2 separate regions of the Homo sapiens genome follow, and region 2 is linked to region 1. Evidence: read pairs that join two places in POLR2A ChIA-PET (ENCODE). Cell type or tissue: Caco-2. All regions are shown on one strand.

Region 1 (2,500 bases):
TCAGTGGTTCTTAATCTTAACTGCACATTCAAATTTACTGGGGAGCTTTAAAAATACTGGAATGGGCTGGGTATGGTGGCTCATGCCTGTAATTCCAGCACTTTGGGAGGCTGAGGCAGGCAGATTGCAAGATCAAGAGATCGAGACCATCCTGGCCAACATGGTGAAACCCCATCTCTACTAAAAATACAAAAAAAATTAACTGGGTGTGGTGGCACGCACCTGTAGTCCCAGCCACCCGGGAGGCTGAGACAGGAGAATCGCTTGAACCTGGGAGGTAGAGGATGCAGTGAGCCGAGATCGTGCCACTGCCCTCCAGCCTGCCAACAGAGCAAGACTCCCTCTCAAAAAAAAAAAAAAAAAAAATCTTAAAAAATACTGGAGTGGGCCGGGCGCAGTGGCTCACACTTGTAATCCCAGCACTTTGGGAAGCCGAGGTGGGCGGATCACAAGGTCAGGAGATTGAGACCACCCTGGCTAACATGGTGAAACCCCATCTCTACTAAAAATACAAAAAATTAGCTAGACGTGGTGGCGGGCGCCTGTAGTCCCAGCTACTTGGGAGGCTGAGGCGGGAGAATGGCGTGAACCCAGGAGGCGGAGCTTGCATTGAGCCGAGATCACACCACTGCACTCCAGCCTGGGGGACAGAGCGAGACTCCGTCTCAAAAAAAAAAAAAAAAAAAAAAAGTAAAGAACTTCCCCACATTCCTCAAAAGGTAATATTCCAAACATCCATAAGGTTATAGAAAGCATTCTTAGCAAATGCTTCCAGAGAAACTGATTTTATCCTCATTAAGTAAGTTTAATCAGTACCTCTTTAAATACCTTAGTTTTTGTTCTTTTCCCTTTAGGAGGCTTGGGAACAGAAAGAAGATGATGACCTCAAAAGAGCTACCGAGTTAAGTCTTCAAGGTGTGGAGATCTTTTTAATTACATTTTTTTAATGGTAAAATTACCATTCACACATAGAAGAACATATAAAGAAAGTGTGTGTGTGTGTGTGTGTGTGTGTGTGTGTGTGTGTGTGTGTGTGTGTGTGTGTTTATTGTGGGGGAGAGCCTCTCACTCTGTCACCCAGGCTGGAGTGCAGTGGTGCAATCTTGGCTCACTGCAACCTCCACGTCCTGGGTACAAGCAATTCTCATGCCTCAGCCTCCCGAGTAGCTGGAATTAGCGGTTGTGCCACCACACCCAGCTAATTTTTGTATTTTCAGTAGAGACGGGGTTTCACCATGTTGGCCAAGGCTGGTCTTGAACTCCTGGCTTCAAGTGATCCACCCTCCTCAGCCTCCCAAAGTGCCGAGATTACAAGCTAAAATGTGTTTTTTGATAACAAATTTGAATACCTCCCAGGTAAAGAAATAGAACCTTAGAAGTAACCTTTATATCTCTCCTTTTTGTCTTCCTCCCAGAGGAAACCACTATTCTAACATTTGTATTCATCTTCAGCTTGCTTTTTTCAAAATAATTTTTGTCATCTATACCCATATCTCTAACAATATGTTTTTTAATATTGAAAAATTAGCAAGAACAATCTATCATCTGTTTAATGAAAGAATTATAATTTTGCCACTGTTACGACTCCTAGAAGAACATAATGTGGCTTCAGTTTCCCCGTGAATTTTCAAGAGCTTATTCTGGGGCAGTCAGTGGGCAGTCATGAGTGAGTGTATTCAGTAGCATAAGGTTCACATGTCGTAGCATTTGGCAGAACTAATATGTGGACCAGGTTTTAGAAGTCCATGAGTTAGGAAGCTGGAAGAAGTAGATGTAGGAATCTGTTTCTCAAACAGCTTTTACCTAATCTTTATTTTATCCCCTCCTTATCCCCCAGTTTCAGAGGTACCTGGTTCCTGGTTCTTCCATGTCTTCATTTTTTTGGAGACAGGGTCATGCTCTGTTGCCCAGGGCCTGGAGTGCAGAGGCGTGATCTCTGCTCACTGCAACCTCTGCCTCCCGGATTCAAGTGATTCTTGTGCCTCAGCCTCCTGAGTAGCTGGGACTATAGGCGTGCACCACCACACCCAGCTAATTTTTTAATTTTTTTTTTTTCTTTTTTTGAGACAGAGTTTCACTCTTGTTGCCGAGGCTGGAGTGCAATGGCACAATCTTGGCTCACTGCAAACTCAGCATCCCAGGTTCAAGCAGTTCTCCTGCCTCAGCTTCCCAAGTAGCTGGGATTACAGGCACCCACCACCACATCCAGCTAAATTTTGTATTTTTAGTAGAGATGAGGTTTCACCATGTTGGCCAGGCAGGTCTCGAACTCTTGACCTTAGGTGATCCACCTGCGTTGGCCTCCCAAAGTGTTGGGATTGCAGGTGTGAGCCACCGTGCCCAGGTTCCAGCTAATTTTTTATATTTCATTTTAGTAGAGATGGAGTTTTGGCATGTTGCCCAGGCTGGTCTCGAACTCCTGATCTCAGGCAGTTCACCCACCCGCCTCGGCCTCCCAAAGTCCTAGGATTAGAGGTGTGAGCCACCATGCCTGGCCTAG
Region 2 (2,500 bases), 160 kb before region 1:
CAAAGTGCTGGGATTAATTACAGGTGTGAGCTACTGCACCTGGCCACACCTGGCTAATTTAATTTTTTAAAGTTTACTTTATGAGCCAGGTGCAGTGGCTCACACCTCTAATCCCAGCACTTTTGGAGGCTGAGGTGGATGGACCACTTGAGCCCAGGAGTTAGAGACTAGCCTGAGCAATGTGGCAAAATCCCATCTCTACAAAACAAAACAAAAAATTAGCCAGGTGCGGTGGCACATGCCTGTAATCCCAGCTGCTCGGGAAGCTGAGGTGGGAGGATTGCTTGAGCCCAGGCTGTCACGGCTGCAGTGAGCCAAGATCGTGCCACTGCACTCCAGCTTGGGTGACAGAGTGAGACCCTGTCTCAAATAAAAAATAAAATGTATTTTATGGTGCTCTACACATTCAGAGAAACTTCTCTAGTAATGAACTATAGAAATTATCCCTGAAAGTGTAGTCTTTCAGTTAACTTCTTAATTTTTTGTAGAGACGCAGTCTTCCCTGTGTTGCCTAGGTTAGGCAACATAGTGATCTGCCTGCCTCAAGTGATCTCCCTGCCTTGGCCTCCCAAAGTGCTGGGATTACAGGCCAAACAAAAAATTATTTACACAGTTCCATCCTCTTCACTAACTGAAGCAATATGTGAGTCTCATTAATCTTTGTACCACTGGCCGGGTGTGGTGGCTCATGCCTGTAATCCCAGCACTTTGGGAGGCTGAGGTGGGTGGATCACGAGGTCCAGAGTTCGAGACCAGCCTGGCCAAGATGGTGAAACCCCGTCTCTTCAAAAAAATACAAAAATTAGCTGGGCGTGGTGGCATGCACCTGTAGTCCCAGCTACTCAGGAGGCTGAGGCAGGAGAATCGCTGGAACCTGGGAGGCAGAGGTTGCAGTGAGCTGAGATTGTGCTACTGCACTCCAGCCTGGGTGACAGAGCAAGACTCCGTATCAAAAACAAAACAAAACAAAACATATATATATATATATATATATATGTACCCCTATAGTCTGGCATAGTGCCTGATACATTCTGCTTAATAGATCATGAATGAATGAATAAATGAATGAAATGGTAAACAATCCAGGAAACTTGGAGTGAGTTTATATCACTGAGCCTTCTAAGAGGTTGCTTCCCACCTACATGCTGGTTAATGCCACTGGGATCTTCTGTGCAGCTCTTAGGAGCAGCATCTTGTTTGCTCCTCTGCCTGTCACTGCCTCTTCCTCCAATCCTGGGGGTCCTGATTCCTGCCTGGCTATGTGATCCTTGGCATCCATTCCTCCCTCAGTATTCTCAGTCTCACATTGGCCTGAGCTGTCCCTGCCCATACCATCTGGACCCTTGGGCCTCCCTAGCCCTGCACCCCTTCTCACCTTTCCTAAACCTGTTGCATCTGGCTCCTTCAGGGATAGCGTGATCCCTCACCCCCACCCTGACTCCATCCTGCCGATACTGGTCCAGGCGCTCCTGATGGTCCATGCTGGTGACAAGATCCACCAACAGCTGGAGCCCTCGCATCCATATCTGGGCCTCCTCAACACTGTTGGCCATCAGGTCCAGGTTGGAGCGGCGGCCATGGAAGACAATGGTGAAGCCCTGCTCCAGGGGGAGCTCCTCTGCCAGGCTACGCAGCAACTCGGAATCATGGCCATTACGTATTGTCTCCACATCAGAGATTGAGACTGCCAGAGAAGAAACAGGTGGAGGCATTAAGGAAGGGATTCCAACAAATAGCAGGGGCTAAGAGTGAAGGACCAGCACCCCCTTCTCCATGACACCATAGAAAAGAACCCCAGCCTCTGCAGGCTGAATCCCAAAAAGCATTAGTACAGAGAGATGCAGACCCCAGGGATTCAGGAGTCCACATGAATCACTGATGTTTTCAAAGGCAGCATGGCAAAGGGCCTGTACTGGAAGTGGCAAGACATGGCTTCCAGCCACAAGCTGGCAGTATGACACAAACCAAAATGACTTAACTCCTCAGTATCCTCATCTGATACAATGGATAGTCCCCTTCCATAGGCAGCCCCAATGGTGATCACAGGAGGACTGATGGGGATGACAAATGGACATACATTTGAAAGGCAGAAGCAGTTATACTAAAGCATTATATGCCCAAGTCCAGTTCTCTCATTCCAGGTTTGTTTGTTTGTTTGTTTGTTTGTTTGTTTTTTGACATGGAGTCTCGCTCTGTTGCCCAGGCTGGAGTGCAGTGGCGCGATCTCGGCTCACTGCAAGCTCCACCTCCCAGGTTCACGCCATTCTCCTGCCTCAGCCTCCTGAGTAGCTGGGACTACAGGTGCCCACCACCATGCCCGGCTAATTTTCTGTATTTTTTTAGTAGGGATGGGGTTTCACTGTGTTAGCCAGATGGTCTCAATCTCCTGACCTCGTGATCCACCCGCCTAGGCCTCCCAAAGTGCTGGGATTACAGGCGTGAGCCACCACGCCTGGCCCCCATTCCAGGTTTGAGGGCTTCCTCTTTCCAGATGTCTACG

What was found. ChIA-PET counts read pairs that join two places held together with the same protein. Peaks named below come from ENCODE experiments on the same cell type or tissue, not always from the same donor. Only the 100,000 strongest peaks of a DNase experiment are listed, where the experiment ranks them.
Region 2: POLR2A ChIA-PET joins it to region 1 with 5 read pairs; 3 of 35 experiments call an interaction of 5 or more read pairs at or near these places.

The regions. Positions count from the first base shown.
Region 1 is chr2:218,461,721-218,464,220 of GRCh38, reverse strand. USP37 (ubiquitin specific peptidase 37) reads left to right here. Exons shown (of 26, transcript NM_020935.3): 22 at 855-915. Among named protein-coding and RNA genes, the nearest start is that of VIL1, 44 kb to the right of the region's middle. In Caco-2, no CTCF peak of the experiment used is centred here; no DNase peak of the experiment used is centred here.
Region 2 is chr2:218,617,763-218,620,262 of GRCh38, reverse strand. It overlaps PLCD4 (phospholipase C delta 4), which reads right to left. Exons shown (of 16, transcript NM_032726.4): 4 at 1,456-1,684. It also overlaps the pseudogene LOC124906133. Among named protein-coding and RNA genes, the nearest start is that of PLCD4, 11 kb to the right of the region's middle. In Caco-2, no CTCF peak of the experiment used is centred here; a DNase peak (open chromatin) is centred at 1,547.